3 separate regions of the Mus musculus genome follow, and all the other regions are linked to region 3. A link is a loop called in an ENCODE intact Hi-C map of the cell type or tissue named here. Cell type or tissue: left cerebral cortex. All regions are shown on one strand.

Region 1 (8,000 bases), 180 kb before region 3:
GAGCTAAGGACAGATCCGGGTGAGTCCAAAAGAGTTATGGAGGTTTGAAGATAGCTAGGTAGTTTTAAGATTCTAAACACTGACCTTGCTGAATAGAAACATGACATTTATGCCAAACTATTGCTATCACCAAGGAAATTTTGAGATAATCAGATCAAGTTACAAAGAAATGAGCTCAGAAGATGAACAGTTGAGAGAGATTAAAAGGGAGACAGTTTATAGACTGCTGAGCCACTTGGGAGTGGATGCCGATTCCTGGGAAGCCATCGTAAGTGATGTGGCGAAGCCTGTGGACTGCTAACATCCAGGGACTGTTCTCCAAAGCCAGAGATGGTGAGAAACTGTGTCTGCACGCTCACACATCATCAGAGCACAAGAGAATAAACTCTTACAACGTTCCTATTCACAAGTGATAGAGCTGCTTTGATTACACCCGAGTCATCTCTCCAAGGAGCAGAGGCTATGGAGCTCCAAATGCTGGGGTCTTGCAGGCACCATGGTTTCTCACGTCTGAAAAGTTAAGCATCAGGTGTGGCTGGAAAGTTCACACTGATGCCACTAGAATTCCTTCCAACTACAGCTCCAGAGGTGATAGGGTTTGAGCAACTTTGTGAAAAGATTTATGTGGCAAGAGTGAAAGCCAGTTAACATGGGGCTACATGGGATGGCACCTACATCCAAACTCCTGTTATCTCAGAACGTGAAGATATTTAACACTGTATCTTAAAGACGGAGCTGTGAAGTCATACAGACTGGGTTTATTTCAATGCAGCTGCTCTCCTGATCAGGAGATACAAAGAGAAACCCACAAAACCTCAGTGAAAGGAAAGCTAACCCTCACACCAGAGGGGAAGGCCTCAGAGACTAACAACGTCTTTATCTTGGATTTCCAGCTTCCAGAATTAGGAAGAAAACTTTCCACTTTCCAAGACACCAGTCTGTAGGTGAAGATCTTAGGAATTTGTGATGTCTGCTGAAGCAGCCTATAGGCACCCTACTGCACCTAGGTCAAGGTGATGCCGTGAGGGCCGCATATTTCAGGGTTGTAGTGTGAACTAAGTCTGTTGGACTTTCACCATGTGAGGTAAGCTGCAAGAATTTGTTTGCCCGGCTGGGTTTTAATCTTAGTTTGGTTCAGTCTCTCTTGTTGTGACTCTGTTTCTCCATATAGGGATGGACATGTTTAGTGTGCACACTGAATATAACTCTCTTTTCATCTTTATGCACACTCACAGCTTAGAGGGTGTCTTGCGTCACAGTAAACACACACACACACACTTTTTTTTCAAGTTTTGAAACTATTAAAGCTTCAGGGACTTTCGAAATTCAACCAAATTCACTGTGTATTGTGTGATGGCCTTTGAGGGCCGGGGGCAGAGTGTGATGATTGCCATCGGACTAGCCATACAGGCTCATGTTTAGAACACTGAATCTCTGGCTTGTGGCACTATTTCGAAGGCTTGGAACCTTTTTGGGGTGCACTCTAGCTCTCACGGGTTAGTTCTGTGGTCAGGCCACTGAGTGCTACACTGTTCTCGAGTTCTCCTGCTCCTTTTGAATCTGTAAGTAAGGTGTCTATCACAATGCTCTTGCCTCCTGGGAGGAACACTTCTGACACCAGGAATGAAAACCGTAAGATAAAACTAAACCTTTCTCTCCTACATTTCTTCTTCCCAGTGTTGCTTCTAATGAACTAAAGGTGAGAATAAACGAATACAGCATGCCAGCTGCCCAGGGATCAGGCCTGCCTCTTCATTCTCTTCTGAGTTATTCCCATCCACATTGCCAAGATTCTTTACAATGCGGCTCTTGGCTGCACGCTGCCGAAATCATTGTTCTATTTCTCCTATAAGCCAGGCCTTTTCTTTATGCTCTCGGCCGGGTCTTTTAGCTTCCTCTTGTTCCACACTCCCCACTGAACTCTAAACAGGAAAAAGAAAGTTTTGTAATTACTTTAGTTAATTTATTTGGCTTACATTTTCTTCTGCACATTCACCTAAAGGTGACACCTGATTTTAAAAGCTGCATCTAAATATATCTAGAATAATCGCTTCTGATGAGTATAAAGATTCTAATTGAAGGAAATCATGGGGTCATGGTTTAATTGGCCACATGTTTTCTTTGTGGAATACATAGTACAAGTGTGTCTGCCAATCAGCACATCTGAGATGTGAAGGGTTCATTGGCACAGCCACAGCCTCAAGCTGAAATGTCTGTCATTCCCTCTAGCAAGAACTCCCTTCATTTCTTCACCAGGGCTTATCTCAAGCTTAAATTAATTTTTCTCTTTTTATGGGAGGTGTCATAGCTTCAGCTGTCAACCACAACCTAGGGTCACAGAAAAAGATGGAATCTCACCTGAAGAAGTGCCCAGATCTGTGGCCAAGTCTGGGAGGCATTTTCTTAATTTCTAATTGATATAGGAGAACCTAGACAACTGTGGGTGTGCCGTTCCTAAGGAGGTGCGGCTGAGAAAGTCAGGGAACACAAGCTTGTAAACACAGTTCCTCCATGGTCTTTGCCTCAGCTCCTGATTCCAGGTCCTTGCCTTGGTGTCCCCTGATTACTGACTGAATAAAAACTATACAATGGAATAAACCGTTTCCTCCTCCTCAGGTTACTTTTGGTCATGGCGCCTTTTCGGCAACAGAAAGCAAACTAGAACAGGGAGTTTGAGACCCAGATCTCAGCTCTTTTATTCCTCTGCAGCATCAGCTCTACTGTAGGGTTCCTGACTGATTTAACGGACACTCTGCTGCGGGGAAGGCCATTCTGCAAAGGTGACAGAGGATACGAAGCGGCAACAGTGTGGCAGGTGAGTTCCCCCTACACTCTGGCCATTAGTACCAAAACAGACCGCTCTGCAACAGGACAACATTCTTTTGCTTTATAAAAGGCATGTGAAAGGCAATCAGGTTTTTCGTGAGCAGTTAATAGGACAAAGCTACAAAGCTTTGACATGAGTTTACTGCAGCATCCGAGTGGATCTTATTAGTGAAATGGACGTCCCTCTGCAGGAATGGTTGCAGACCCTGAAAATGTGGCTGCCAGAACACAGAAGAAAAAAGATAAACGTAAACAAAACTCTCACAAATACAGTCTGGATATCTAAAGCAAATAGTCCCCATCTGGGTGTTTTCTTGTGCAGTGACAGACACAAACCAGGTTGAAGGCAATCTTTCTGCTCTAACCCTTAAGCCGAGAACAGATGCAATTGCCTTTCTAGATACAAAAGAATAAGAAATAAGCTAGTGTTTGGAGCAGGCATCGATACTTGGTTGGGTCATAAATCATAATTAAGTAGAAATGGGGGCCCATTCTCAGGTTTTGACTGCAGTTTTCCGTTGTAATAGGATGTGATGGTGGAGACCTGGCAAATGTCTCATTATTTTGCTCTGTCTGTATGGAGACCAGTTTCACTCCAAAACGGCCCATCGTTTGTTTGTGCAATTTAGGAACTGTCTTGCTGGTGCTGTGGAATAAAGAAACACCCACTGGCCTGTAAAAGCATGCAAATTAAATGTCTATGTCTTGTACTGAGAAAGCATTTAGGGGTGACAGCAGCAGACCTAAGAAGCTGAGCAGATGAAGGGTGATGACTCCCCTCTTCCTGGGGATAATTTGAGTGAATGACAGGTCACACTAATTGTTCTTTTAAAATGTTCTGTGAGTGCAAGATGTTAGCAGCCATCACGACTGTCTCAAGAGTTTCTGAATTGGCGATTTATATCTGCATTTTAAACTATTAAAACATAATTAAAAATTTTAAGTATGTGAAGAGATTTTAAAAAATTAGATTTTCACAATCCTGAACGGAAAGTGTTCACTTCTAGCTTGCAAAGTGATTTTCTCTTAAATCTCTTGACGATTATGACAATGTGCAACAGCAGGGGGCAGTGGTGCTTCACCGCTTCAAATCTGCTCTTGAGTTCCACAGGAAGTTATTTCAACATTTCCTTGCAAATCAAACCGTAATTATAAGCTAATGTCCTATCCCGCCACCAACCTCAAAGGTCATCAGAGTATGTTTTATAAATGAAAGAAATTGTTAGCTCTAATTACATGTAAAATGAGTCTTATATGCTCAGAGATGCTTGTTTCTTTGGGTTTTTAGATTTCATCTTTATAGACTGAATGAGTTAGCACACACAATATATAAAAAAAGACAAGGTAGCTTTCCAAGTTCCATGTGATACATTGCGTTTTAACTCGGCGATGTTTATGTGCGGTCTCCATGATGTAGAGCACTCGCAATCCAGGTCCCGTGGGCTTGGGACCTTCTAGGTTGCCTAGCGCGACGATGAAAGCTGCTTAAAATAAGAGGTAAATTTAGGGTTTTCTTTCAGGGAGGGGTAAGTTCAATAGGTACACAAATGAGAAATATTGGCCTGGGCACTCTATGATCTCCTGAATAGGAGTTACAGATTCAGCACAGCTAAATGGAACACCCAGGATGGGGACGCTGTGGGGACGGTACCCTGGGAGTACGTGTTATCACATCCCGACCTAGCAAATGACTTGGGAGATTTCCTCGTTGAACTTTAGCAGCTGTTTGTCTGTCCTGGACTGCTAAGCTGAGCTTTGTCTCAATCTCAGGGGAAGTTTTCATAGAGACTTCCACCCACGTGCAGTGGTGTTGACTGCAGTCCCCAATCTGTATTTACCTGATACCTGCTTCTGTAGCTCCTACCCAGCTTCTGCAGCTGGTCCTGCTGAATCCGATTCAAGTAGGGCTAGCACTGGCAATAAAGCAGAGTTCTCCAAACATGCCATCCATTTGAAGATATTTGCTCAGCCTCCGCCTGTTGATCACAGTCTCCAGTGTCACCCCTTTCACCTAAGGGCATCTCCTGGAAACGACTTGACATCTCTCAACTGAAGAGTGGATAAAGAAAATGTGGTACATCTACACAACGGGCACTGTGCCCATTAACCTCCAAGGACTTCATACTGTCCCGAATTACAGTGTGGTGACATAGAGCTGTGCATGTCTGAAGGAATGACTTTACTCTCTGAACAGTCTGCTGAATTCAGATTCTCTCGAAAGTGTGGCTGCCTTCTAACAGTGGATACTGAACAGCAAAGTCCCTGTCTATCACCACAAATCCTGCCACTTTCCTACATAGGTCTGTTGTCTCATTTCATACATCAGAGTAGGGTTGACACAGTCCTCATCCCACCACTCCTATTCCACACAGGGCTTGACAAGCTGTTCCTCTTCCCGGCCAGGGCCTATGCATCTTCCAGCGTTCAGCTCTGGAGACCTCTCATCAGCTCCATTTTACTCGGCTCAGACCAGCATCTAGGACAGGCTCTCGGTGAATTGTTGCAGGTCACACATCATCTGTCTAAGGGACTGAGGATCGATGTGTTGTGAATATTGGTAGCCCCAAGCAATACATCTAACCTGGAAGGTGGTCCCACTGCATTCTATAGCAATTGGTTGAACTGTAGAGAAATAAAGAACAGATATTAATGTGCTTACTGGCCTGAACTTTTAGTCGTTAGTAAATAAAACTGTTTGATTTGCTTCATTCATTAGCACAGTTGAAGGAGACATAGAAAGAACTGACTTTGATCCATGTCAGTATTTTGATTGATTCATTGAGGTTCAGCACGGGATATTTATCTCTTCCCTCTCTGTCTGTGCAGTTCTATAGAACACCACTGAGAAATAACAAGTGCCTTAGGGGGAAGTGCAACCAAATGCTATTCAACTCCTAGAGATTGTAGCATATATAAGACCATCAGAGCACCCTGCTCATGGCAAACATCCTGTCTCACCTTTTGATACAACTAGGGATAGCATCAGGCAGTTTCTGGCCATGGCCTTTGTGTCTCTAGTCTCATCTGTGACTTTGGACTTAACGCAGTGCTGAGCATTAGCTGCACCAAGGAGATGATTGCATGGCGGCATCAAAATTGCATAAGATTAGCGACTCACCATGCAGGGCCAAGAAGCAGGATACTCACATGGTGTGTGACAAGCATGGCTTCATTTATCAGTGGAGATAATGACCATACTGATCAGATGGGGCTTTGTGAGATTTAAGACCAAGTTGACATGTGAAAAAGTCCATTGGATATAATAAAAGTTATATACATATATATGCAGTATACTAAATAATACTATGATAATTTTCGCCATAATTACCATAGTAACTCCAACAGTGTAGGAAAGAATAATTTTAGATAAAATAACCCTTCTGATGCCTTTGGGGCTCACTGATAACCGCACCCTGTGGAATCTGTGTCAAATGAGGAGACAGAGTGGGTTTCCTAAGGTTGCAGGCAAAGTAGCAGAACTCTCTAAACTATAACAACTCCATCTCAGAGCAAGATTCTCTCGAGCCCCCAACCGTGCTCTTCACTCTATGTCAACTTAAGCTTGGTCCTGTTCAGGCTGCTTAAAAATATATAAAAGCCACTCACACAAAAGGAAAGTTTAAGAGGTGGCAGGTAGGAATTAGTCTGGAAAAACCAACAAGTATTGATGTTCAACCTACAGCATCCGGTCATGTTACTTAGCATAAAGACACCTTGTTGGCTTTCAAACCAGAGACCTTAGCTGCTGTGCTGAGTGAGAAGCGACGGTGAGGTGGGCACTGGGGCATGTCACACAAGCTGGGTGACTGTTCTCTGGGCTTGACATCATGGCATATGAGCCAAACCAGGTCAGGACATAACTGTGCACATGAGCTGTGTAAGAACTTTGGAAATCAGATCAAGTTGAAATTCAAAGAGTTGAACGGAACGGACCAAGTGAGGCACTATGGATGTTTTGAGGGGCTGCCGTGCAGGCTGTGGTTGACCCTGCTGTCCCTGTGAGCTTGTGATTGCTCCTGTAGCTGCTTCAGGCCACAGCTGCACTGAAATAGCTCTAACTGTTCTTTGTTTACTCCTAAGGGGTCAGAGCTGGCAGGTCAAGTGCGGTATCCTGGCCTAACTAGACATTTCAGGTCTGGCCAGTTTCTTTATGGTGGTAGAATAAAGTGACTGGGCGGTGACATTTCCTGGTTTTCACTGTTTGTCTTTAGCATTCCTGCTTGTTTAAGGACAATGACACTGGAGGTCCCTGGGCTGATGGTGATGGCTGTGATCATTCTATGGAAGCAGAGTCAAGAAATGTCAGTGTTCTGTAAATAATGATGTAGTTCTTCAATTAATGTGCCTGTTTTCTCTTTAACTTTACGCTCATCCAAATACTTCACTAGACAGTCAATTGTTTTATCTCTAGGCTGTGTGTGCATTTGTGTGCACGTGTGAGTATATATTTGCATGATGTTTGACTGCAAGTATATGTGTGGATACATGTGTATAAGTGTGTGTGAGTGTGTGCAGGTGTATTTGTGTTTGTATGTGTGTATGTATAGGCAGAGGTGTTTGTGTTTCTGTGTATATTTGTGTGGGTGTGAGGGTATGTGAGTATGTATAAGAATGTGCAGGTATGTGTTTGTGTGTGTGTGTGTGTGTGTGTGTGTGTGTGTGTGCAGTCTTATAGAATCTTCTGTGGTGACAAAGGCCCAGTTTATGATTTCTAACAAGATATTCTTCAGAAAAATACCTGACTAATGCTTAATTAAACAAACAAACAAACAAACAAACAAACAAAAAGCCTAAAAGAAAGGTTTTCTCATCGTTTCTCATCACTTCTCAGCCTTTTGGCTAAGATCAAGTGTATGAAGGTTTTCTCATTAACTAGGCTCAAGAAAACTCAAGCCCACTTTGACATATTAATAATTACGGATACTAAATCACATTTGCCCGCTGACAATTACACTACATGCTTTCTCCCTGATCTTTCTCACTCAAATGCTGTCAGGATTTACACTTTAGTTCTAAATGATAGATCGAAATTAGTTTTCTAAAGACATTATTAGACATTGCTTTTTAAATTTTGCTTACTAGGTATTTGGGATTTGTCACATTGTTCTCCAACTTTCACATCAAGAACTCAGGATCACTAATTCTTAAATAGAATTTGACTTTTACAACATGAC
Region 2 (8,000 bases), 760 kb after region 3:
GGAGGCCAGAAGAGGGAACTGGATCCTGACACTGGAGGTAGAGATGCTGTGAGCAGTCATGGGGATGCTGGGAATAGAACCTGGGTTCTTGGGAAGCGCAGCCAGTGCTTTGTATTGCTGAGTCATCTTCTCATGAGGTTGTGGCCTTGGACCTACGGTGCCATATTAACAGGCACTATGTGAAGCTTTATAAGACCACAGAATGGACAGCAATCTGGATAAATGGACAGACTACTGTAGTTAGGTGGAGGCAGGAGCGTTGTTCTTGGCCTTCAAAGAGAAGATGGGTCTGGGCATGTGAAGCTATTTGGGGCCTGCAATAGAGCAGTAATGAAGAAGGAAGAGTGTTGCCTTCCCCACACTAGGAGTTTAGACTGGCAAGCATGAGGCTTGCCTTTGGATGAATAGGAGGGCCAGGAGGGCTCAGGCTATAGCATAGGTTCCAGCAATGGGGCGGTGACACCTTCCCTGTCCAGTCTGTTAAATTTTAACCAAGGCCTGGCAAAGTCAGAGCTATGTGTATCAGCAATGTAGAAGAGATGGTAAGTTAAAATGGATGCTCCTTAGGGGACCACTTTCAGTGCTGTAGAAGAAATTTAAAGACACCCTGGCACCTATGGTTATTATAGAAAAAAGCCAGCAATACAGACATCCCGCCAGTTTCAGTGTGGCATGGCTGTCACAGGTCATGTGTCTGAATGTTTTGTCCTTAGTTGGTGGCACTGTTTTGGGAGGTTGTGTTACTGTTAGGGGTTGTGGTCCAGCTGGCGCAAGTAGGTCAGAGTGGGTAAATTTTAAGATTTTATAGTCTAGCCCCACTTCCTGTCCTACCCCGGTTGCCTCATCCACCCAGATGTGGCAGCTTCAGTGCCACAGCTGCAGGCCAGCTGCCTCCACCTACCTAACCTTCCCTTCCAAGATGTACCGTGTCTTCAAACCATGGGACAAAATGAACCTGATTTTATATCGTTCCTTGTCAGATATTTGGTCACATGAAAGAGAAAAGTAGCTCACATTCTCCCCAGAGAGTGCTTGGCACCTGCACAGATATGAAGATTCAGAAAAAGAGTGGAGATGACTCTGAAATTAGCGCCTGGGAACTTTCCACCACAACCTGTCAACCTCCCTGGGAAACATGTCCTCACACAGCTTGCTGCCTGGGTTTAGAAGTTGGAAGCTGTCCCTCACAGCAGTCCCAAAAAACCAGGCCATCTTAGACAGCAGATGCTACCCAGCCCATGAAGAAAAAGGGCTATTTATAAAGTGCCTCAGAACATTGGCTTCGAAGGAGATATCTTCTAACTGGGGTAACAAATCAGGAACTGGCTATGGATATTTCTTCCAGTTTGTTACAATTGTTTATTTTGGCCTGGCATTATATATATATATACCAATTGAGACATCATAGCTTCTTTTACTTTCCTGTCTCAGATTCACTTGTTTGTTTTTAATTTTTATCAGGAGTTGTAAATATAGCAATTGCTAAAGAGTAACATTCTGAGAAAATGTCCATTCCAATACAGAGATGCAGTCGGAAAGCAGGCCGCTGTGCACGGCTTTTATACACTGTGCATCTGATCTCCTCCCACAAGGATAAGTGGTTTACATTTAGTATGATTTGATATGATGTGCTAATGTATTCCTCCTCTGGAGCTTCGGTTTGGAATTGAGAGAATATGGATATACTTTGACTTTATGAATTTCTTGTTTTGGTGTTGTGTTGTGTGTGTGTGTGTGTGTGTGTGTGTGTGTCTAGCCTATAGCCTGTACCCCCACTCTGTAGCTTGGGTTGATTTTATTCTGTCCTGACTTCTCCTGCTTCATTCTGGTGAATGTGGAGGTTGTAGGCTGAGCCATCATGCTCGGCCCGTCATGTCATGAGATCTTCATCAAGTCATGGTTTCAATATTGTGAATTCATCTCAAAAAAAAAAGTGGTGGTTAACATTCAGGTTTCTCAGTATTTAATAAATAGCAAAATGAATTTCTGAAAATCATCTGTTTATTGATAATCGTGCGAGCATATGTAAGGCATTTTGGTCATATACCCCTGTCTTCCTCTTGGAAAAGGGACTTTATATCTAAAGCCCTTTCTTGATATTTTGATGTGTTACACACAACTGTTAGACAGTGCAGAGAACATTATCGTTTGGCAGAGAGACTGTTGAAATGTATTTTGATCTGGGATGCCATGAACGAGGGTGAGTGATCCGCTGAGGTGGCACTCCAAGGTGTTCAGGAAACATTTTACAGCCTGGAATTGAAATGCCCTTTCTATATATATATTTTTCTGAGCCTGGCAGGAACTCACTTGCCTTCTCAGGAGTTAGGATGGAATTGCTGCTTGGTCCTCACAAGTTTTCTTATATTTCCAAATCAGAAACTTCACACTGCCCTTCTGCCTGGACTGGGTACTTCTGGTACATCCTTTCGATTCATCCCGAGGAAGCAGAGTCCCATGGAGAGATATTAACGGCTGTAGTTTTGCCTCCACTTAGCTGGGGCTTCCCCAGCAATGGAGGAGTGTGTGGTGCACTGGCACAAGCTGGGATTAATTTAGGATCAAAGTTGTCCCTCCATCTGTCTATTTACAGTGATGCAGTATGGCTTGATAGCACTTTTTCTGGTTACCGATTTGGTTCACCGTCTACCTTGGTTTTGGAGTACTCAGGTTTGAGGGACAGTGAGACCCTTCCTAGGACTAATGCTGGAAGCACGCTGACTGACCTCCTGGCTTCCCTCCGCATGGCCTTCATCGGGCAGGCATATTTGAGGAACGGCTATGCAGATCTGAGGGCAGCATCTGCTCCACAGACCTTAAACGACGTCCCTCCTGCCTGCCAGAATAAGGAACGCCACGTTACTCACTTTCTCACATCAATTTCTAAAACTGGTTCCTGAGCTCCTTAAAGATTTGAAGCCCCTTCCCATGATGGATCTTTCCTTTCCTTTCTGAAATATGCTTTCCTGAAAGATGGCTGATGTCTTTGTTATTTCTCTTATTGTTAAGCAGCGTTTTAGCTGCTAATATATTTTCTTGAGGCAAGCGATTGCCAAGCAACTGAAAGCATAAAGGGAAATTTGTACTATGTAAATGAGGGACTTAATGCATTAATTAGATGGATTGGAACATTGTATTTCCATGTGTTTCATGCCTTAATTCTCAAGCTGAGGGTTGGAGCTGCTGAGAGGGAAGGGGAGGCTGTGATGGAGTTCCAAGTGGATTTTGGAAAACACAGCGCTGGGGTTTTTGAAAAGCTGTGTGGTCATGGTGGGAGCCAAATGAAGTAGGAAAGAGTGATGGGCTCTTTCTCAACACGTTGTTATGTTGTAATGAGGCCATGTCAGAGAGTTCTGAAGGGCTGCTTCTTATACTGGTCTCTAATAAATGAAAACTGTGTTTATTTTCCCTTTCTGCAGTGGTGGGATGAACCAACACCCTTTCCTCATCTCTGTCAGAGGGAAGCCCAGAATCAAAAGAATTTAATCAGAGCTGGCATCCTGATGCTGGCACAATTCATTCTGGGTAGCAAAGACAGCAACCAGTGACAGCTCCCCGCGTCTTTTGTCCCTCAGCCAAGCTTCCTCTAGGGCAGGAAAGGGCCACTGCTCCTTGGTCTATTACTGGTAGAGGAAGCTGAGCAGGGGGAAAGTTTTCCTAAGTGGCAAAGCCAAACTCACATTAATAAGAGATGAGTTTTCCTTGATGTTCACCCCCTTCCACTCATCCACTCACTGTTTACTCAAAAGCGTATTGAATACTTCTATAGTTATGTGTTGTGTACAAAGCGTAAAACTGAAAGCACACACAGTCCTATTCTTGTAAATCTTATTCTAACTCCAAGTGTGAAATGCTGAGGCTGCTTCCAGAAAGGGCCTGTGGTTCTAAGAAGACATGAACAAGGGAATGTAGCAGGGGTCATAGGGAACCCCTGAGAAAATGAAAAATGAAAAATATGCAAGGAAGAGTTAAAGTACCATGTAACCGCCACAGGGAAGAGAGGAACATGTTTTAACTTGTGTTTATGACAAGGATTAATACGATGCTCTCCAAAAGCCTACATGGATACCAGTGGTGTTGGAACCAAGAACATGAGACAGGAGGAAGGGACAAAACCTCCAGTTCCTAGACTTGTCCTCCCTTCCGTGTAGCCCCTGCTGAGAAAGCCATCCTTGCTTCATCCCAGAAACTAGACCTGTGCTGTTTCTATCCATCTCCTACATGAGGCCCATCATTGTCCAGTTGATCAATTCAGACTTGTAGTTTTAAGTCAAGATCTCTAGATCCCAAGTCTCTACTGATTTCCTGGACCTCTTGCTTTAGCTCTGTCATTGTAAGGTGGACCAGTCATCTCATTCCAGACTCACCAGGTCTTTCCATTTCCTTTCACATGGAAGGTCTCCATGCAGTATGGTAGAGGATGGCTACCCTTCCTGTACTGGCTAGTTTTGTGTCAACTTGACACAGCTGGGGTTATCACAGAGAAAGGAGCTTCAGTTGAGGAAATGCCTCTATGAGATCCAACTCTAAGGCATTTTCTCAATTAGTGATCAAGGGGGAAAGGCCCCTTGTGGGTGGGACCATCTCTGGGCTGGTAGTCTTGGGTTCTATAAGAGAGCAGGCTGAGCAAGCCAGGAGAGGCAAGCCAGTAAAGAACATCCCTCCATGGCCTCTGCATCAGCTCCTGCTTCCTAACCTGCTTGAGTTCCAGTGCTGACTTCCTTGGTGATGAACAGCAGCATGGAAGTGTAAGCCGAATAAACCCTTTCCTCCCCAACTTGTTTCTTGGTCATGCTGTTTGTGCAGGAATAGAAACCCTAAGACACTTCCTTTCTGAGAGTTGTTCATGTCAGTGGTCCCTCACACCCCTTCCCAGTTAGCTTGTGCTATTGTCAGCTGTGTGTCTGTTCTTTCCACAGACAGGAAAATCCTTGCCTCGTGGCAGTGTGTGACAAGTGAGTGTTTTTCAAAGTTTTATGTTCTTTGTAAAATGGAACAAAAGAAGAACATACATTAAAAAAATTAGCAAAATGGCATAAGTCTAGAGAGAGTGATGCTCTGTGTCTTTGTTATGCTAGTGTTGTTCAGGCTGTCATTACAAATCTGGGACAGTTCCCTGGCCCCCTGTGCCAGGCCAAAAAAAAAAAAAAAAAAGAATCAACTGTACTTTGTTAGGAAAATGGTCATAGTTATCAGAGAGAATCCTGTCAGGCTACCTAACTCTAAATGTGTTAGTTTTTCTTTTTGTTTCTCTTGCTTGTATAACTTTCCCAAACCCCAGGATATGGAAAGAAGGAGTGACTAGTATATGAAATATCAGTGAAAACCCTTCTTTTATGGTGTGCTGTTTATATGTGATACAGAGCATTTAAAATTTAAGTACATTTTAATTTATTTGTTGTATGTATATACATGTGCATGTATGTGTGTGCACGCACCTGTGTACGTGTGTGTTTGTGTGTGCATGTGAAGTGCACCTGACATGGTGCTCATGTGGAGATTAGAGCAAAACTTTTGGGAGTTTGTTCTCTCCTTCCATTCTATGGGTCCCAGAGATTTAACTTAGGAAGTCAGTCTCGTGGCAACTGCCTTTGCTGATTTAGTCATTTCTCTGACTAAGGGAATTTCATAAAGATGTCTTTAATGGTAACACATGTGGGAGTTTGTGTCAGAAACGTAGTAGAAAACCTTTATTATATATCAGTGATAATATTCAATGAAGAAACAGTATAGTTGGATAGCAAATCATACTTAGTAGGCAAGCTTGCGCTGCTTCAGGGTCCATGCCATCCAATGACACACGGGGAAGAAGAGTATGAACCAGCTTCCTGCTCTGAATGCTCCTCAAGCTCTATATGCAAGCACCATATATATGGGAAGCCACATGTGCTGTTGCAGGGTGGCGCTGGCTTCCGCTGGCCACCACACATACATAGGCAGCAAAGTTTTTTTGCCAAGATGAGGTTTTGAGAATTAACCAAAATTAACCAATCAGATGAGAGACAAGTTAACCAATTAGATGTAGGCATGCAAATGAGGTGGTAAGCATAACCCATGCATAACCAATCCAGGTGTGAGACACGCCTCTCCTAGGCCTATATAAGCAGCACCAGTTCTGGGCTTGGGGGTCTCTTCGCCTCTGCAATCAAGCTCTCCCAATAAACGTGTACAGAAGGATCCTGTTGCAGCGTCGTTCTTGCTGTCGAGTCAGGGCGCGCACAAGACATATAGCTGGCTCTCTTAATTAGGGTTTTACTGCTGTGAACAGACACCATGACCAAGATAAATCTTATAAGGACAACATGTAATTGGGGCTGGCTTACAGGTTCAGAGGTTCAGTCCATTATCATCAAGGTAGGAACATGGTAGTATCCAGGCAGGCATGGTGAAGGAAGAGCTGAGAGTTCTACATCTTGTTTCAAAGGCAAACAGGAGAAGACTGGCTTTCAGCAAGCTAGGGTAAGGATCTTAAAGCCTATGCCCAAATGGCACACTTCCTTCAACAAGGCCACACCTAATAGTACCACTACCTGGGCCAAGCCTATTCAAGCTATTACACTGGCCAATTCTGGGACCACTCACCAAACACTGTGTTAATTACACAACAAACCTTGCCTGCACTAACCTCCACAAACACACATATCCCACAACCATACCTGCTAACTACCTTGGTGATCATCCACATTGTCTTGCTACATATGACTGGTACTTTCAAAACCCAGTTATAGTCTGTCAGGACAAGGTTATTTTTGCTGTTACTTTTAAGATTTAATCTTTATATGAACAGTTCTACTTGGGTGACTTCTAATACTGGTCGAGGAGCTAGACCAATATAACTTTCACTTATGACATCCCAAATATCAGGAGGTGTTTGCATTCTTAAGTATTGTGGTTAATAACAGAGAATGGTTCTAGTGAACTATGAAATACAATTTGGGACTAGGTTTATAGACAATGTGAGATCAATATTGGAAATACTGCCATGAGGGATGTTGTGAGTCCTATCCCTTTTCCGCCTTTGGTAAATCTTATAACGGTTTGTAACCTACTGTGTAGTTGGCTGGAGTTATGACCTGCTACTCTTAAAATCCACTCCATCAGCTTCTGTACTCTTCTGATTTCCTTCAAATACCCACTTCATTAAGATTATGGCTCATCCAAGCACTACATAAATGAAAAAAAAGGATCACCTGCCTCAAAGAGTGGAGTGGAAAATAATGAACGAGGACTTGCATGTTCTTAGGAAGGGACAGGTTTGGGGAATGACAGAGCAGAGTCAAGGGTCAGACCTCATGGGTCTGGCATGGAGCATATTTCTACATTTTAGTGCAAGGCATTGGCCTTGTCTTAGTTTGTCCTGTTTCTAAGCACAGGCTCAACGGTGAGCAGGAACCTCGCTCTCCCACATCAGCCCCTCTTGTTTGGGACAGCGCCAGTGCCCATCCCTTTAGTGAGTAAATGAACAACCAACCAGATACATAAACTATTGTTTTGCTCTGGGTTAAGCAGAAATGAAATGTTGCTTGACATTTTTCAACAGATCATGTTGCTGTCATGCAGACAGAATTTGAAGGTCAGACTTGGGGGCTTTTTGTGAAGAGGGTAAAGCAGAGTGGAGACAGTGTTTATATCATCTCGCCTTGTTTGTTCCACCTGGATTAATACGCCCTTAGAAACAGTGAAGGGTCTGGCTCATTATATTCATTGTTAACTAATTTGGCTACATCAGGTTTGTTGTTTCCTTATTACAAATGGAAATATTTCATAATATATTATGCGTTGAATGTGTGCTGGCTCTCCTTTCTATGGTGTGATTATTCTCCTCGCAATGTTTTAAACGCTGAAATCTAATTTAAACAACATTAACAGATACATTTGGATAGATTCCTAAGAACTATTTGAAAAGAGTGACCAGAAGATGTATAATTTTTTTCTAGAATCTATAACAGACAATTTAAAAAGATGTATTTACCTTAATTTGTATGTATGAGTGTTTTGCC
Region 3 (8,000 bases):
TCTGGGATGTGGGCTTCCTCTATTCTTTAGCAAAACATGGTATGGAGAGGAGCTTGGAAAAAGTCCCCAGAGCAGTAGGTGAATTCCCTTGTTTGAAGACTTCCTCCCTCCATTGTATAAGTCCTATAAATCATCCATGAAGAGCAGAATGGATCAAGTGTGACACCCTTTGTAGCTTCGGCTGGGGATCTCTTGGGGGCTCGTCTATGAAAACTGTAAACAAAAAAAAATCTCTGGGTCCTGTTCATTTAATCTGTGTATCTGTTAATATTGGTCCCCCTTTTTGAGCGTCTCAGGTAGCTCAGGCTGTCCTCAAACTGACTATGTAGCCAAGGATGGCCTTGCCTCCCCCTCCCAAGTCCTGTGATTATAGATGTATGCCAGCCTAGCTGATACTTAGGGCTTATATAACTGTAAAACCACTGGGTAAGGGAATAGCAAGGAAGCTGCAGAGGTGGCTCAGCAGTTAAGAGCACTTTCTGTGTTAATCCCAAAGCTTGGAGGAGAGGGACCACTGACCCAAGTCATCATGGCCAAATTAATTAAGGTAAATTTTTTTTTATCATGAACATGGGCTGCCTGCCCGTAAGACAGGGTTTGAGGGGTCAGCATTGGATGTGAGAAAGACAAGGGTTTTTTATAGCTCAGGGGGAGGGGGCCTCCAAATGTGATTTGGTGGGCAAAACAGATGGGGTTACAGCAGCGGAACATACATATAACAAGTTACTCCCTCCGGAAACAGACACGGTTGCAAGGTGGGCATAACAAGGCAGTCATAACAACACCGAGTCATAACAAGATAGTCACAGGTTGTCACACAACCTTTTGAAAACAAGGTAGGGTTGGAAGATGGTTATAAACAGCTTTTTGAAACAAAGAAAACAAAACAAAACAAACAAAAAAATCCCATGATTTCGATTTCCATTCCTGGGACAGGCAATACAGAACATTGTAGGTAAGGTCATAGGTGTGGCATAGCCCAATCCTTGAGAAACAGAGGTATAGCATAACAAGCACAAACAGGGATAAGCTTAGCTTGTTGTTACTGTAGGATGGCTTCTAAGCCTAAGAGAGAGGCAGGCTGGTTTTTCAGCTTCTCATTAAGAGAATCAGTATTGTGTTCCCAGCATCCATTATCAGAATCCAACTAACTGCACCTCCAAGGAGATCTAATACCTTCTCTGACCTCAGTAGGCACCTGCACATACATGGGGTACATTTTCACACACACACACACAGACAGAGGAATGCAAGGGTAAACAAAGGTAAATCTTTACAACCATGTCTTTAAAAAGAAAAGAAGGATACAGACAACACCAGGAAATGCCCCTTAGAGACAAATGACCTGTTCTCTGGCCTTCTCCATGGTCTGCCTGCTTCTGCTATGATTCAAAGCAACTCTGAGGTAGCTCGCAGCCCCTTCTGGGAGACAGAATTAGTGTCTTGTCTATGAATATTTCCATTTTGCTGTGAAGCAGAACTTACCTGCACATCCCCTAGAACCTGGTCAAGTCAAACTGAATCCACCGTATGTATTCACTAAGAAGGAAATGCCTGCTCCCCTAAGAGGGAAACCATCTATTTGGTGGCTTCTTCCCAAGACAAAAGTGGGTCTCAAATACCACCCGTTTCCAAGCGAGTCAAAGAGCAACTCAAGGTTCTCTAATGTATACAGATCTGAAAGCCTGTCTGAGATCCCACCGGTTCTAGACAGTTTAAACCTCCAAGATGGTTCACAGAAACTCAGCAAAAGTTGTGAGTGCCCCCCCACCCCCGTGAGTGCCACCCCTGCGGAGGTAAACAAGTGGGATCTATATTTTCAACTGATCTGAACCTGAATCTCCCTGGGTCTCTGTCAATAGCAAGGATTCTTGCTGGGCAACTGCAACCTTCAGCAGAAGCTACGTCCCTGGCCTCAGGATGTATTCTCAGATGCCCAAGCTGGGTTCTCCTTGATGGAGTCCTTAGAACAAATGCTCTCTCTTCCTCCCATCCCCGCAAACCCCTGCACTTCAATCAGAGGAACCAGGAGACTCCAAAGTGCCTTTCACACACCAGCGCCTCGGTGGACTGAGCCTGTGGTTGGAACTCTTTCATCTGCCCGCCTCCTGGAGGAGATTCTCTAATTGATAATGAATTCCTAGGGGGGTGGGGGTGGGGGATACGTGATTTCAGGCTGTAAATTAATAACTCCTTCCAAAGCATAGCACCCAGTTTTTAAAAATAATATTATCTACTACATGGTATGGGTAAATTTTCACAGTAAACTATTCCTAAGAAAGCAAATTTATGATAAGAAAAATTATAATGATTTTTAGTTTGATAGTGCATACTCGAGCAAGTCAATAATTGTAGCGACCTACTTTTCTAAAATATGAAAACCCCACATGTGTTGTCTCAGGCAATTTGTTGAGTTTCAAATTATTTCAAACTGGGAGCCTATATGTAGGGCAGGTGTCTCTTAAATCCCAAATCATGGGTTGCGTGCTGATGCTTGCCTTCAAAGCTTGGGGGTATTTAGGAAAAAAAAATAGTAACAGCAGTGTTGAGAGGAGGGAGGGAGAGAGGAAGAGAGGGAAAGCCGGGAACTGAGGAGAGAAGATGTGGAGGAGGGAGAGGAGGGCAGAGCGGAAGGAGTTAGAGTGGGGGAAGGGAGGCGGAGCAAGGAACAGATTCATTTCCTGGACCACCTTAAAAGCGTTCTTGGTGTTTTAAGCAACCCACAGGCAAGATCCCGGTTAAAGACTGGTGCTAAATCTTTGAATCAATTAATCAGGAGCCTGCGCAGAGCCACCCTACCCAGCTGCATGGACGGCCCGCAACTCCGGGCTGGGGATTCACCAGTTTGCCTCTGTGGCTGCCCTATTGTCGCGCTTGAAAAGAACATTCCCACAGTGCTGGCTCTAAAAACAATAAACATCGTATGTAAAAAGAAATGACATAACCTTGGCACTGATAAGGAGCGTTTCCCAGGGCTGCGGGGACTGTCTCGGGAGGGGCGACAGGCCACCCCCACTCTGGGGCCTGGGAGGAAGTGTCCAAGGAGGCCTGCTGGGGCCCTTGGGCTGTCCCAGCACAAAGAGCTAGGAGTGGGCAGGTCCCTCCCAGCCTCTGGAAAATCAATCTAAGGAAGTCTGATGCCATGGAACGGTTTCCTGTCCACTGTGTGGGAAATCTAGCTGAGTGCAAGCGCTGGTAACAATGGGACAATATATTATAATAAACAGGAAAAATAGCATTGGCCACGGAAATCAATAGCCTGAGTTCACCAGGCATTCATAAGATTGACAAGTGAATAAATTAAAACCAAAAGGTTAGCACACTGAAAGAGAAGTTAATTTTATGTCCGCCCTGGAGCCCCCTCTTTTGAGGCGCAAATTAAGACTGTGTATAATAAAATGAACATAAAGTCTCGAATTTAAAATAAAGCCTTCCTTAGGACTTACATGGTTAGACAAGCAGAGATTCCTTTACAGGCTCCCCCATGCATGGGTAGTCTCAGTCAGGCTGCATTTGCAACCCCCTCCACAGCGTGACCAAAGACTTATTTAAAGAAATTTCTTGCTTTAAATAAACCTGCTCTCAGCAGCCAACTGTTCCTCCAGGAAGTGATGGGACACCCCAATTCACTGTAGAGGCTTACCCAAGCAGAACCGAATGGAGCAGCCTGCACGCTGCTCTTTAATTTAAAGGAGAGAGGAAAAAGCCACTCGAGGCTCCTCCAAACCCCCAAATAATTATAAACAAGAGAACGTAACTGACTCTAGAGCCCACCTGGGTTAAACAAACAGATCAGCTCACAGTCTTCTGGCTTTGTAGCAGCTTCCCTTTCTTAAAAATGTTTTTAAGTTTGGGCTGTCTCTTAAGCCATAAAACTGCTTTAATTAGAATTCACCCGTGAGCATGGCTTGTGATAAAGTGTTCAATGTACCAAATTCCTTCTGATTACTAATAAAGACACAGCCTTGTTGGGCTGGTGGAGCCACGGGCTGAGGGTTTTTGAGACAATTAATTCTCATCCGGGTTCTGCAGCTGAGTTTCACTACAGGTTTGTTTCTCTAAGTGTGGATCTACCCCAGTTTCTGAGCATTTGTTTGATCATATCAGAGTGCAGTAAACAAGTCTCTGGCGGCAGGTGAGCTATTCCATGGACTATCAAGTTTGACTCAAAAACCGCGGGGAAGTTTTGCTGGGCTTTGAAGATGCTCTGGGGTCATCCCTGGTTTCTCCTGTTTTGTTTGACTGTAGCAGTTTCTGCCCAGGGAGGAGCACTGATGGAATCTATTGTTTAGGGAGTTTGAATGGTTTAGTCTTCAGTATATATTAACTAACCAAGGAGGTGCTGGACACATGACGGTGGATTTATGAAACTGTCCACCTGGGAGCTCATTAAAGCATAAATTCAGGACAGCCAGAGTTTATCTAAAATAACCCCCCTGCTATGTTTTAGGAGGTTGTGGGGAGGTTTATAAATAGCTGACTAGAATCCTTTGATCAGTTTATTATATATAATAAATCCCTAAAATTTTAGAGGGGTGGTGAGAATTTGGGGTTGCTGTTGTACATGTTTTGAGGAGTTTGCCAAGGAGGAGCTAAAAAGTCTAATTAATTAATTAATTTTATTTATTTACTTATTATTCATTTATTATAAACTCAGTAAGCTTATATTTAAGGGAATTCACATGTGACTTCTTCATTGCCCATGAGGGTTATTTATTAAATTAACTCGTTTTTCATTCTATCCTTTGCAGCTGATGAAAGAGAAGGGAAGTATCTGCCATCGCCAGCAGAGGGCAGTAGATCCCAGGGAAATTTCTGCTTACTTAAAAGCTAAAGCTTGCTTTAGTAGGCACAAAAAAAAAAAAAAAAAAAAAAAAGTCCTACCGTGAAAGCTTTTGCCAACATTCTGGCGTCAAAACGCAGGAAGACCTCAGCACTTCCTGGAAAATCCACTCTGTTGTGAACCTTCCCACCCAGGACTCCATATTGTCTAAAGCAGCCAGAAATAGAAATTGACTTCCCCTCCTAGCTCTTGGTTTAATTTAGCATCAACCCACCAAGCAGCAGAAAGGGCTGGGGCTGTATTCTGAAAAAGCACAGGGCGCTTTTGCTCAGTGTTAACAGGCATCATCAGGGCCTGATGTCAGCCAGGCCTGCAGTCAGCAGCCAACAGGAGTATAGCACCTTGGGCTTTGTGTCCGCATCCCCGCGGGAAGCTGACCCTGTTCCCTCCCACAGCAGCATTCTTTCCCTATGGCCTTCTCTGTCCGGGTTTTCGCTGTACATCTGACATCGTGGAAACCTTCTGCCTGATCACCCAGGGCTGAAGGAAACATAAATGCAAGCAAGGCTTCAGGTTCACCCTTGGACCTCAGGTTCTCCTATGAACTTTAACGGAGATGCTGGGTTAGGAAAACATTCTTTCTTAGGGCACAGCCCTTGATTCCCCTGTCTCTTGCAATGGGCAAGGGACGTTTATGAGGGCCTGCCTTGTCTTCCATACTCAGCTCTCCCATGACCTTCCCCTTCACAAATCACAACTGCAAGTCACTGTCCCCACCCCCACCCCTGACTTTTCGTGCCTCTGCTTCTGTCCTTGTTTATGAGTCTCACTTCTTACTGCTCCGGATTTTTCCTTGGTTCGGACTCTTCCAAGGAGAGCGAATCTAAGGGTAAAGGGCAAGGACTAACGTGAGCACCTTGAGCACCGGGAGGGTGTCGTGAAACAAAGGCAGCTGTGCCTTATGTAACTGCAGTCAATCAAATTGACTTCGGTGAGTAGGACTGGGGTAATTTCAGTAATGAGTGGGCTTGCTTTTTAAAAATTCATTGTATTATGAAAAGGAGGGGGGAAAAAACGAGTTTCTGAGTAGCTACCTCTCCCGCTGAAGTCGACATGAACTCTAAGGATTTAAAAGTCTTGTCCTTCTTTTAAAAAAAAAAAAGGATGGCACTTTTGGCTTTAAATGTGTCTTTGGGGTTGTATGTTGGTTTGAACTGAGGGACAACACGAAGCCAGCATTTTCAAATATTCCCAATCAAAGCAGAATAAGAACTCATGTTCTTCAAAGAAATGTTGTGTTGTCATTCTGGTAATGCCTATTTACTTTTAAAGGGAAGAAATTAAAACTAAATAAGGGTCATGCAGTCTCTAAGAGCTACACAAACTCAAACTGTCCAACAAGCAGGATTTCTGGCCCCTACTCCAAAACACTTGGCATCTTTCAGCAAGGTCTCACCCCAGATGAAGACTTCCTGTTTCCCTGAACAAAGGACCTTGGGTGATGATCACCTGGTGGCTGTGTCGGCTTTTGAAAGTCACTGTCAACATTTTCTCTGCTGGTCAGAATCCAGAGGATGCCTGTGTGGGCTTGTTCTGTTTTTCGTGTCCCCAGGCTGTAATTATTTCCACTGATCTCAGGGAGCACACACTAGTTCTCAACCCTCACAGGGGTTTATGGGCCGGGGCCGTAGGAAGTGTCTGGCTGTGACTCAAAAACTTGACCTTCAGGCCAGACTCTGAGAGACGCGCAGCCAAGGAGGCCTGCGCAAGCCCTCATCTTCCATTTCCTAAATAAGCAAGCCTGAAGCTGGAGATGTCTCCCAAAGAGGCTGACTCTCGCCAGATGGTAGGATGGCTGGCCCATGCACCCTTGTCCTAAGCCCAAATTTGTTCATCTTCATTTTCATTGGTCAAGATTTTAACATCTGGGCACCGGATAGAAAAATACACCAGCATTCCTCTGCAGAAGTATGCAAAGAATGAAGCCAAGTCGTCTTGAACCTTCTCCAGGCTAAACAGTCGTGGCTCTCTGTGTCTATGGTGTCATAGCCTACCCCCTGGCTTTGCCAAGGCCATATAGCTCACTCACTAAGTTCTTCGTAACCCACAGCTCTGGGAATTGAGCAGTGTGTTCCATGTGGCCTGGCTAACATGGGCTGATGATGCTGGCTCACCTGTGTCAGCAATGCTAAACCATTTCTGTACACCCCAATGACTTTGAGCAACGGGCTAAAAATAGACACATCTAAGCCCTTTTCTTAGAAACGCATGTTTCTAATGACCCAGAAAACTGCTTTTTAAATAAGCAAACTAACAGGGCCAACGCTGGGCATTTTGAGGAGTTTCTTTAGAGGTCTGGTTCTCATGTGGCATTCATTCTATTTCTTTGGTTCTAGTGTGCTTTAAGACCCATACTGATGTTGATCAACTTGAACATCTCACAAAGACCCTACTAGATACCCCTAACTACAGATACTCAAGTTTAAGTCTAAATCAAAAAATGTTACATTTACTCCTGACAGGTGAAATATAGGTGACCCATTAAATCTGAAGGCTAACACATACACACACACACACACACACACACACTAAGTGAGACTTATTTACATGAAAAAAAAATTATTTAGTGCCTCTCCAAAGCTCAGATGTAACTCTTTGCCCATATTTACCAACTTCAGCAACCCTGCCCTATGGAAATGTCTGGATCTGATTGGTTTTTCTAATCAGGCTTTTCTATGGCCAAGATGTGTTGCGCGCGCTCAACTGGCCAGGAAGAACGACGCTGCTACAGGATCCTTCTGCACACGTTTATTCAGTCCTGTTTCTTCTTTCTCTATATTTCCCTTGTTTATATCTCCCTTGTTTTTATATCTCCCTTGTTTATATCTCCCCCGAACCCTGGGCCTCTCACTCCTTTTATACTCTCTCTCACCGCAGGCCACGCCCCCTCGCCAGTCACGAGGCTTCAGCTAATCAGGGCAGCAGGGGCAAATCTCCACCAAATTGGATTCACCTGTGTCCTGGTACACCTGCGCAGCACTCAAGATGTTTGTGTCTTATATGAGGAAGTCAGGTGCAAGTCATATGACTTAGCTGCAGTCCCTGGCGCCTTTGGGACTACCGCCACACCCGCTCCCCACAAAGATGCACCTGGGATCTGTCCTGGGGTCTGTCCTGGGACTGTCCTGGGTCTGTCCTCAAGTGTTCTTGTCTCCTG

Evidence for each region. Peaks named below come from ENCODE experiments on the same cell type or tissue, not always from the same donor. Only the 100,000 strongest peaks of a DNase experiment are listed, where the experiment ranks them.
Region 1: a loop joins it to region 3, with 5 times the contacts of the local background. A loop is called at or near these places in 15 of 42 quality-filtered maps.
Region 2: a loop joins it to region 3, with 2.6 times the contacts of the local background. A loop is called at or near these places in 4 of 42 quality-filtered maps.

Annotation. Positions count from the first base shown.
Region 1 is chr8:9,170,964-9,178,963 of GRCm38, reverse strand. Gm39128 (a long non-coding RNA gene) reads right to left here. Exons shown (of 3, transcript XR_870129.3): 2 at 4,665-5,448; 3 at 4,190-4,307. Among named protein-coding and RNA genes, the nearest start is that of Gm39128, 7.4 kb to the right of the region's middle. In left cerebral cortex, a CTCF peak has its summit at 3,898 (motif pointing right); DNase peaks (open chromatin) are centred at 3,909 and 4,504; H3K4me3 peaks cover 255 bases.
Region 2 is chr8:8,226,973-8,234,972 of GRCm38, reverse strand. No RefSeq gene overlaps it. Among named protein-coding and RNA genes, the nearest start is that of Gm31401, 150 kb to the right of the region's middle. In left cerebral cortex, no CTCF peak of the experiment used is centred here; DNase peaks (open chromatin) are centred at 2,599, 2,762, 3,262, 3,492 and 3 more places; H3K27ac peaks cover 2,990 bases.
Region 3 is chr8:8,989,755-8,997,754 of GRCm38, reverse strand. No RefSeq gene overlaps it. Among named protein-coding and RNA genes, the nearest start is that of 4933430N04Rik, 140 kb to the left of the region's middle. In left cerebral cortex, a CTCF peak has its summit at 4,774 (motif pointing right); DNase peaks (open chromatin) are centred at 3,549, 4,053, 4,153, 4,881 and 1 more place; H3K4me3 peaks cover 804 bases; H3K27ac peaks cover 2,297 bases.